2 separate regions of the Homo sapiens genome follow, and region 2 is linked to region 1. The links are chromatin loops, found by intact Hi-C in ENCODE. Cell type or tissue: lower leg skin. All regions are shown on one strand. Each heading gives the region's core, and the rest is flanking DNA. Links, peaks and the distances in the headings are about the cores only.

What was found. Hi-C counts contacts between places; a loop is a spot of excess contacts. Peaks named below come from ENCODE experiments on the same cell type or tissue, not always from the same donor. Only the 100,000 strongest peaks of a DNase experiment are listed, where the experiment ranks them.
Region 2: it touches region 1 in a loop (6-fold over the local background); 88 of 110 quality-filtered maps call a loop at or near these places.

What each region holds. Positions count from the first base shown.
Region 1 is chr4:55,354,341-55,359,723 of GRCh38, reverse strand. It overlaps SRD5A3 (steroid 5 alpha-reductase 3), which reads right to left. Exons shown (of 5, transcript NM_024592.5): 2 at 236-378. Among named protein-coding and RNA genes, the nearest start is that of SRD5A3, 11 kb to the right of the region's middle. In lower leg skin, for the core only: no CTCF peak of the experiment used is centred there; no DNase peak of the experiment used is centred there.
Region 2 is chr4:55,539,249-55,544,631 of GRCh38, reverse strand. The region is part of intron 1 of CLOCK (clock circadian regulator); the gene reads left to right. It also overlaps the pseudogene RN7SKP30. Among named protein-coding and RNA genes, the nearest start is that of CLOCK, 5.0 kb to the left of the region's middle. In lower leg skin, for the core only: no CTCF peak of the experiment used is centred there; no DNase peak of the experiment used is centred there.

The DNA.
Region 1 (5,383 bases), core at 225-5,224:
GAAGTCAGGAGCGCTAACTCTTGGCTCTGTCTCCTTCTCAGGGAAGGGCTTAGGGACATCCTTTTGGCCATCCGGCAATGAACCGTGCAAAGCTCTTTTTTGCCCTCATCCTCCACTTCCCAGGCCCTTCTGAGGAGGTGCCGAGAGAGGAGACAAAATGCCAAAAACTGCTCCCTTGCAGACAGGAACAACAGAAACGGGATGCAGCGTTGTCATAAGCCCAGGGAGTCCTTACCCTGGAACTGTGCCGCCCCGAGAATTCTGAGCAAACCATGAAGCCAGCTTGGAAAAGGTGCTCCCAGGAACAGAGATTGAGTAAGGCACCAAAGCAGGAAGCCATTCCACAGCACTGAGATGATATAAAAGTGGGAAAAATATCTGCAAAAGGAAAACAAGCGAGGCAATAATTAGGGTAGATCCACTTCAAGCTCTTATACGGGAAGATTATTTTTAGTTTCTCTGTCTTTCCCCACCCCTCCATTCCCAAAGTATACCTTTGCTTTTTAATAGAATCTGAATCCTATAGGTGTTCAGGTTCTTAAAATTTCCTTTCAAATAACGGGACCAGTTAACTTTCAGGAAAAAGAGGCCTCTCTGAGGTTAACAAGAACACAACCAACTGTGTTAAACTTAGAATAAAGTTTAGTTAGCAATCTCTCTGATTGCTGGGTAACAGAATTGGACTCAAGTTCCCAAAACGGAGGCTGCAGGCCCTTGCAAAGAGAACCTAGACTGTGCTAAAACAAGCTAAATCTGTGAAAGATTTTGATTTCTATATCCCAAACAATATTGCAGTAATAGCCACACAACTGTTACACATGATTTGCATAATCGCAGACACTTGGGGCTAGAGGAAGTAAAAGATCTTCAGGCATGACTCAGTGTTTTTCCAAATTGGGTTGACCTAAATTACTTTTATTATAACATGACTAATACTACAATCATAAAACTAGGTATTAACTCCTTATGGTTATAATTCTCAGACAACTACAGGGCCTATTTTGCAATCAACACATCTACAAACTAAATACAAATAGGACCACAAAACCAATGCAATTGAAATTAGCGATGTTAATTTAATGCAAAAGATGATGTTGATTTGCTGAAACAAAAAAAATCACCTAATATGGCACAAGGGCCTAGGGCCTAGCAGGTTCTTCTTCTTCTTTTTTTTTTTTTTTTTTTTTTGAGACAGGGTCTTGCTGTGTTGTCCAGGCTGGAGTGCAGTGTTGTGATCACCACTCACTGCAACATTGACCTCCCAGGCTCAAGTGATCCTCGCACCGCAGCTTTCCAAGTAGCTGGGACCACAGGCTTGTAGTAGTCCACCATGCCTGGCTAATTCTTAAACTTTTTATAGAGATGTGATCTCCCTATGCTGCCCAGGCTGGTCTCAAACTCCTGGGCTCAAGAGATCCCTCCCACCTTGGCTTCCCAAAGTGCTGAGATTACAGGTGTGAGCCACCATGTCCAGCCCCTCATAGGTTCTTTTGAGGTCTGTTTATGTATACTTTTCTATTTTTTTCTATTCAGTCTGAAACCTTTCTGACTCTATTGAGTGCCTGGCGGTCATCTGGCTTTCCCTGGTCTTCAATGCATCGTGCATATATTAAATCCCACTCCTTCTTTTCTTTTTCTCATTAGTCTGTGACAATAAAAGACAACCTAGAGCCAAAAGAGGATTAAACATAATCGCAGGGGCTCCTCCAGATGATCCAGAATGTGCTTGTAAGAGAATGCACAGCCCCTGAGATCATGCCTACAAACTCAGTCTGATAAACTCTGATCCAACCTGATCATTCCATGGCAACCCACTCCACTCTGCCAATTACTGTTAGCAAATTCTATCACTGGCCAGGCATGGTGATGCATGCCTGTAATCCCAGGGCTTTGGGAGGCCAAGGTGAGAGGATCCCTTGAGGCCAGGAGTTTGAGGTTATAGTGAGCTATGATTCTGCCTCTGCAACTCCAGCCTGGGCAATAGAGCAAGACCCTGTGTCTTAACAAATAAATAAATAAATAAAATTCTATCACTGGATTTGCCATCTCTGGCCACACAGAACAAGAATTTTAATTCCACACAACATCTCTTAAACTATTTGAAGAGAGCCATCCTGTGATTCCCAATTGGGATCTTCTCCAGGCTTCAAGAGCCTACTTTTCACAGAAGTTCATGCATCAAGGCCAATCGCCACCTGTGGCTACTGATCTTTGGTTATACCACAGGGTCTTCCTTAAGACACACTTCCCACAACTGACCCCAGGTTATGGTCTGAGCCTCGTGGAGCACAGTGGAAGGTCAAGAACATGCTGTTCTGCAGGCTCCCAGGAAAAGGCAGGAGGGATAGCTTCTGAAGGACAATTTCTGGACCAGCCACTTTACGTACTTAATTTTTTCACAAATATTTACTGAGCACTTCGAATGTGTTGGGCAATATTCTAGAAGCTGGGGACTCAGCAGGGAGTAAACAGACTAGGTCTCCGCCTTAATGGGAGTTTACCTTAGAGTGGGGAGTCAGACGGTCAACAACTAAACCTGCAGACATCTAGCATAATGCTGGGTCAGGGGACAGAGGGTGCAGAGGGGAGGCTGTTCTGGATGGATGGTCAAGGGTGGCTTCTCTGGAAGTAACATTTGGCTAGAATGAGTCATCCCTGTGGATTTCTAGGGGAAGAACTTTCTAGGCAGAAGAAATAACAACTGCAAAGGCAATGAGGTGGGTGTATACTAGGGGTGTTCAAGGAACATTAAAAGACATCTGTACATTGGCATGGCCAAGGGCGAGGGTAGAAGGTGAGGCAGGAGTGGGGAGAGGACATGAAGCCTTGTAAGGCCACTAGCTTTTATAATGGGGAGCCATTTGGGCAGATGAGTGACGTGAGGTAGTAATTTATGTTTTAAAAATCCCTCTAGGCTACCCAGGAGGCGGAGGTTGCAGTGAGCCAAGATCGCGCCATTGCACTCCAGCCTGGGCAACAGAGCGAGACTCCATCTCAAATAAATAAATAAATAAATAAATAAAAAATCCCTCTAGCCTGAGCAACATAATGAGGCCCCATCTCTACTAAAAAAGAAAAGAAAAGAAATAAAAAAATTAGCTGGGTGTGATGATGCATGCCTGTAGTTCCAGCTACTCGGGAGGCTCAGGCTGAGGCTGCAGTAAGTGGTGATCATGCCGCCACAGCACTCCAGCCTGGGTGACAAAGCGAGATTCTGTCTCAAAACAAACAAACAAACAAAACCCTAAAAATCTCTCTGGCTGATGGACAAGTTCTGGAGATAGGTGGTGGTGATAGTTGGATAACAAGATGAATGTATTTAAAGCTACTTAACTATTTAAAAAACATTAAAAAGGTAAAATTTAAGTTACGTGTATTTTACCACAATAAAAACATTTTAAAAGGCAGCAAAAGAGGCCGGGTGCAGTGGCTCAGGCCTGTAATCCCAGCACTTTAGGAGGCTGAGGTGGGCGGATTACCTGAGGTCGGGAGTTCGAAACCAGCCTGGCCAACATGGTGAAACCCTGTTTCTACTAAAAATACAAAAATTAGCCAGGCATGCTGGCACACGCCTGTAATCCTAGCTACTTGGGAGGCTGAGATAGGAGAATAGCTTAAACCCAGGAGGCAGAGGTTGTAGTGAGCCAAGATTGCACCACTGCACTCCAGCCTCGAAGACTGAGCAAGACTTTGCATCAAAAAAAAAAAAAAAAAAAAAAAAAATGGAGGCAAAAGAAAGCATTGGTCATATATTTCATTATTATTTAAGTGAAAAAATATCCCTCTGGTAACGAGGTAGAGAACAGTCTAGTTGTGCGGGTAAGGGGTGCCAGGTAGAGCATGGCAAAAGTTAAGATTATTTAGTTCATCTTCATAACAATCTTATGAAGCTTATGTGGTTATCTTTGTGTGGCAGATGAGAAACCCAAGACTCAGAGAGGTTAAGTTACTTATTCAATGTCACACAGTAAGTGACAGCCCTGCTGACTGTGAAGTTAAAATCATACTATTGTGCTTTCATGCAACCTAGGCGTGCCTGAACTTGCTTTTCCAGCCTTATGTTACACGTACCAATTTATATCAAGCCTAAAGTCAAGCATATCACTCAAGTGGGTTTTGTGTAAGTTGCTAAGCTACACCGTGCTGCGCTCTACTTGTGTCATGGTGTCTTTCATTCACAGGCACATTGTGTTGCTTTTCATTCCCACATTTTGTTTTGCTTGCCTGATTTCCCTCTATACATTTTCTATTCTTTTTTTTTTTTTTCAGACGGAGTCTCGCTCTGTTGCCCAGGCTGGAGTGCAGTGGCACGATCTTGGTTCATTGCAAACTCTTCCTCCTGGGTTCACGCCATTCTCCTGCCTCAGCCCCCCGAGTAGCTGGAACTATAGGCGCCCGCCACCACGCCCAGCTAATTTTTTGTATTTTTAGTAGAGACGGGGTTTCACCGTGTTAGCCAGGATGGTCTCGATCTCCTAACCTCATGATCCACCCGCCTCGGCCTCCCAAAGTGCTGGGATTACAGGCGTGAGCCACCGCACCCGGCCTATACATTTTCGATTCTTTAGAACAAGTCATAGCTCTTGTTTGTTTTTAAAGACCCAGCTTGAGCCTCCAAAAGCCAATCTAAAATCTTCACTGCGTTCTGTTTTGGACACTCTCCTTTTTTCCTCCTTTGGCACTTTGCTTACTTGTAGCACTGTTGTCCAAGCCCTTGTAAGCAGGGGTAAGGTGATCCTTATAGGATAATACAAGGTGCTGAATGAGCACTCCCTTGCTTAACAAACATTTGAGTGCTTACTTTAAATCACAGCTGCTCCAGGCTCTGGGGATACAACAGCAAACACAACAGACAATTCCTGCCTTCATGGAGCTTACACATGCGTACGCGCGCACGCACGCGCGCACACACACACAGTAAATTTTATAGCATGTCAGGTGATAACTGCTACTGAGAAAACTAATGCAGAAAAGAGGAAGGAGGAATGCTGGGATGGCAGAATTATAATATCAAACACAATAGACAGGGAGGGGCCTCACTGAGAAGGTAATATTTGAGTAGAATTACAGCAAGTGAGGGGATAAACCATGTGGCTATCTGGGGAAAGGCCTTTCCAGGTAGAGTGAAACAGGCAGTGCAGGTAAGAGAGAGAACTAGCAGAGAGGCCCTCAAACCTGGAATAGAACCAGATGGGGCAAACTAGAGACAAAGTCAGTAAGGTAGTGGGAATGAGACCATGAGGTCTTGGGCTTTTACTGTGAGTTAGAAGCTACTCTATGGTTTGGGGCCTAAAACACAATCTATTTTTAATATTAATACATATTTGCTGGCCGAGCGCGGTGCGTCAGGCCTGTAATCCCGGCACTCTGAAAGGCTGAGGGC
Region 2 (5,383 bases), core at 67-5,066, 190 kb before region 1:
GTCATTTTCAATATGATTGCTTTTCATATTTTTTAGGAAAATCAACTAAAAAGGAAGTTTGGGATACCTTTTATGACTATTTACACTTTAATTTTTAAGATTGCAGAGGTCACAGGCATTTATCTTTTAAAGATGTTTAGTTATATCTTGCCTTGCTAAAATATATGACTGTTTACATTTGGCATTATGGCTGGATTATGCTGCTTTCAGAGTGTAGTTTGTGTTTCCCCCTCCTCTTTTTTTCAGGAGTCATAGATGGGTAAAATTTTACTTAACCCCAAAGTTTCATGACAAACAATTATGAGGAGGATGTGAACATTCCCTTAAAGTGCTAGTAAACTTGATTGTCTAGGTTAGTTTGCTTTTCAGGTTGGGAAACTTTTCTTTCTTTTGAGGAAATCAAACATGAACCCCAGTGAAAGGTAAATTGGGGTGTGTGTGTGTGTGTGTGTGTGTGTGTGTGTGTCTGGTTGTTTCTCATGAAAGTGTACAAAATGAACATTTTTTTAGGACTGGATTGTTGAAAACCTGTTTAATGAGGTTAAGACTGCACAGGCAGCTGTTAGATGAGATATAATTTTGGGAGGGGACCCTCAAACTCCCCCTGGTGACTAATATTGTGTAATGAAAGTAGTGAATAGTGAGTAATGGATTGCAGTTGCTGTGGGCATTTTTGTAATATTACCAGTATTCCTTTTTATTTTGTAGGATAGGATACTTATATTATTTCTGTTTGATATGTAGGTTTTTCTAATAGACTTCTGCAAAGTGTCACTTATTTTTCATTTGAATTCCATGTGGGTCCGTTCAATCTTTTTTAAAAATGGAATTACATTTCAATTTTTTTTTTTTTTGGAGACGGAGTCTTGCTCTGTCACCAGGCCGGAGTGCAGTGGCACGATCTTGGCTCACTGCAACCTCCGGCTCCCAGGTTCAAGAGATTCTCCTGCCTCAGCCTCCCGAGTAGCTGGGACTCTTATTTTTAAAATTACAGAAGTAAATTGATGCTCATAAAAAGTTAATACAGTGTATATATAATAAGTGACAACCCCTTTACATCCACTTCTAGCTCACATTCCTCCCCAGAGGAATCTAGGGAGCACAGCTACTCGTATACCCTTGACTGAAGGGTAACACTGTTAACACCACTGTATGATCTTGTAGATCTTTTTCTGTGCATTTGCAAATATGTTCTTTTCAGCCTTGAAAACGGAATCATCTTGAATGATCATCTGCTTTGCCATTTTGCCTCCAGTATGGGCTCTGTTATTACCTACAGGACAGGGACATGACTTGGAGCCTGTCAGAAAGCTTAACATCTGATATAGACCATAGGTCATACTCATCTTTTCACTAGTGAGGGGCCAATTGTTATGGAGGCATTTGCAGAGTTTGAAGGGAGGTCATACTGATGTGAGTTTTATCTGGTATAGATTTAATTCACTGTAAACTTCGAGCGGCCGAGGTGGGAGAATGGCTTGAGCCCAGGATTTCAGGACCAGCCTGGGCAACATAGTGAGACCTCTTTGCTACAAAATTTTTTTAAAAAAAATTAGCCAGATGGGGTGGTGCACACCGTAGTTTCAGCTAATTGGGAGGCTGAGGTGGAGGGATCACTTGAACCCAGGAGTTCAGCCTTGGTGACAGAGTGACACCCTGTTTTAAACAAAACAAACCCAAAAGGTGCTTGGATTCCATGAATTTTATAGGACTCTTTAGAGTCCAAGTTTTAGGGTTTTCTTTGGCTTTTGACTTGATCGATAGTGTATGGGTTAAACTTTGATTTTTTTTCCTTCTGTACTTGCTTGCAGACTCCTACGAAAGCCTCGTAGATTACACCAGCCTCTTGAGCTCCTCTGAAGTGAACCTAAGCAGACTGTCCTTAACTAAGGGACACTGATACTGACTTGGATAAAATTTAGCTTTTGAAGGGAAAAGGAGAGAAGAGGCTCTTTGGTTTGGCTTTTGCTTAACTGACAACAAACAACTAATATGCACTACCCTCTCCTCCATCCATCCCTCTGGTTCTCTAATAGTTCCAGAGGGTTTGTTTTAAACCAGGTTACAAAGAATTACCAAACCTTAATTCTTTTTAGCTGATGGAGTTTGCAAAAAGTTCAGAGTATTGATCAAGACTATTTACTATGGGAGATACCTAGAAAGATGCAGTATAATTGACCCTGCCTTCAGTGGTTTTGAAATCTAGTATGGTTAAAACAGCATAGACATTAATAATAATAATAATAATAATATTATTATTATTATTATTATTATTATTATTATTATTTGAGACAGAGTCTCTCTCTGTCACCCGGGCTGGAGTGCAGTGGCGTGATCTCAGCTCACTGCAACCTCCGCCTCCTTGGTTCAAGCGATTCTCCTGCCTTAGCCCTCCAAGAGTAGCTGGGATTACAGGTATCTGCCACCACACCCGGCTAATTTTTGTATTTTTAGTAGACAACGGTGTTTCTCCATGTTGGCCGGGCTGGTCTCAAACTGCTGACCTCAGGTGATCCGCCCACCTCGGCCTCCCAAAGTGCTGGGATTACAGGCATGAGCCACCATGCCCAACTGAAAAGCATAGACATTATAACACAAGGTGGAAAATGATAGATTTTATAAGAAAATTACATACAACATTTGTAAGGATGAGCCTATTTCTGGCTGTTTTTTTTTTTTTTGGTGGGGGGAGAGGCATGGGATTTTGAGGGAGAATACGTATCTTAACCTTTTAATTAGTTAAGAAAGGAAACTTAGATCTTAGCTCTTGATAACGTAAGGAGTTGTTATGTTCTTTTAGCAGGCATCTGTGAGACTGATAGCTATTTCAGTAGTTTTTTTTAAGCTTTCCCGCTGGAAAGAACCATTTGATGTTTTATTTGATAATTATAATACAGCCTCTTTAATCATTTCAGGATTGCTAGAAAAATTAGGAAATTAAATCCTATCAGTTAACTGTTGTCTACCATCAAATATGTCAGCCAGTGTTAATATTAAAAGAAAATTGTTTCCTCTTATCTCAATCTTGAAGCATATATATTATGTCACCTCTTCCACACATTTTTACTTCTAGTGCTGTGTCAAATAAAGCATTTATTTACTGTGACTATTTTAATAAAACAATATTGTGGGGGAAAAGTCAAAGTTCTGCACTGTAGCTAAACCTTTTGATGTTTATCTGTTTCCTTATAGTTTTTTACAGATGCATAAAGTAAAATATTTTTTAAGTTCCTTGTAGGCATTACACCAATGGCTGTTGCATTTTCTCCTTTTCTGGATCAAAAATTCTAGATGGAGTTGTATGAATTATTTATAGAACACTCAAGTGTCAGAGCAATATAATTGTTACTAATTGACTATAATTACATAATGGCATTTATATTTACAGGTTGCTTTACAACCATTTATTAAAAGCCCTATTAGGTGTAACTTCTGTGAAACAGGTGGATACCGAGATTCCTGTTTTTTTCCATTTTTTTGATTATGCAAATGTTGAATTATTTAAACTTACTCTTATAGCCTCAACTCTGAGTTATTACTTTAGTTGGATATTTCACAGAGATGTAATTCTGTTAATTTTAAGTCTTAGAAGTCTACAGAAATCACTTGTGAAAAATGAAATTTTATGAATTACTTTGTCTTTTAAAGTATGCTGTTTCGGATATAATTTGCTTTTCATTTTTCAGAAACATTTTCATTTTTTACATTAATAATGACGACGATTAAGTTTCTTTTTCAAAGAGGTCACATTCAGGTACTTAACATTTTTAATTCTCATCCCAAATAGTGGAAAATTGAATGTGAGGGCTATCTGGCTGTGACATGTTACCCCATTGATCCCCAGGGTTGATTCAGCTCATCTGGCTGGCTCGGCAGGTGTCCCCTTCCTCCCTCTCCACTCCACGTGCGTCCCTCCTGAAGCTGAAGCTGCGTGCTTGGTTGAAGAGGACAACCATCCCAAATAGAGGAGGACTGGTCTTGGGTCAAGGGTATACGAGCAGCTGCGCTCCCCTGCTAGAACCTTCGAGCAAGCTCTCAAGGTCCAAATAGTGGAAAATGAAAGTACAGGTTGATTCATGTTGGCAGGTTTTGGTATCAAAAAAAAATTAAAAAGCACACATGGGGGATATACCAATAAAGGTTAGACCATATGCCTAGCTAAGAACTTATCATTTGTATTAAAATATGGTTTAATGTAAAGAGTTGCCTTTCTCCATTCCCCCCTCCCCTCCCCTCCCCTCCTCTCCCCTCCTCTCTTGCCCCCAATTAAAAAATAGCACATCCCTAATGTGGGAAACAGTAAGAAAGCATAGATTACATTTTAGGCAGGGCACAGTGGCTCACACCTGTAATCCCAGCACTTTCGGAGGCTGAGGTGGGTGGATCACTTGAGGTCAGGAGTTTGAGACCAGCCTGGCCAACATGGTGAAACCCTGTCTCTACTAAAAGTACAAAAATTAGCCGGGCATGGTGGCGGGTGCCTGTAATCCCAGCTACTTGGGAGGCTAAGGCAGGAGAATTGCTTGAACCCAGGAGGCAGAGGTTGCAGTGAGCAGAGATCACGCCATTGCACTCCAGCCTGTGCGACAGATCAAGACTCAGTCTCAAAAAAAAAAAAAAAAAATTAATATCATTGGAGATCATACCACCGAAAGTGCTGTTGTTAATCTTCTTGATTATCTATCTGCTTCCTGCATTTTGTTGAGCCATTACATAAGTATATGTATACTTATATGATGTTATGGGCTCCTAATGTAGTCCACTGCAGTGCAAGCTGTTCAGTTAACAGTGAATCATCAACATATTTTCATGTCAGTATTTTTCTGCTATGTGATTATTTTTAGTAGGTATGTAACATTCTCATCTCTGTGTAATAATTTACTTATCAATCTTCTGTTGGACATTGAAGTTGTTTTCAATTTTTAGGATAATAATACTGTCACTTCCCTATATCATGCATTTTGATACTGGCCTACCTAGTATCAGTGATTTTTTCTATTTTTGTTTCTCTGAAAATATCTCAATTTCACCTTTTTTTTTTTTTTTTTTTTTTTTTTTTGAGACAAGGTCTCACTCTGGCACCCAGGCTGGAGTGTAGTGGTGTGAACATGGCTCACTGTAGCCTCAACCTTTTGGGCTCAGGCAATCCTTCACCTCAGCCTCCTCAGTAGCTGGAACCACAGGCACATGCCACCATGCCCAGCTAATTTTTAAATTTTTTGTATAGGCGGGGTCTTGTCATGTTGCCCCGGCTGTTCTTGAACTCCTGGGCTTAAGAGATCCCCCCACCTTGGCCTCCCAAAGTGCTGGGTATAGGTGTGAGCCACCATGCACGGCAGTTTCACCTTTTTTGAAGTGGTTTTTGGTGTTTTTTTTGTTGTTG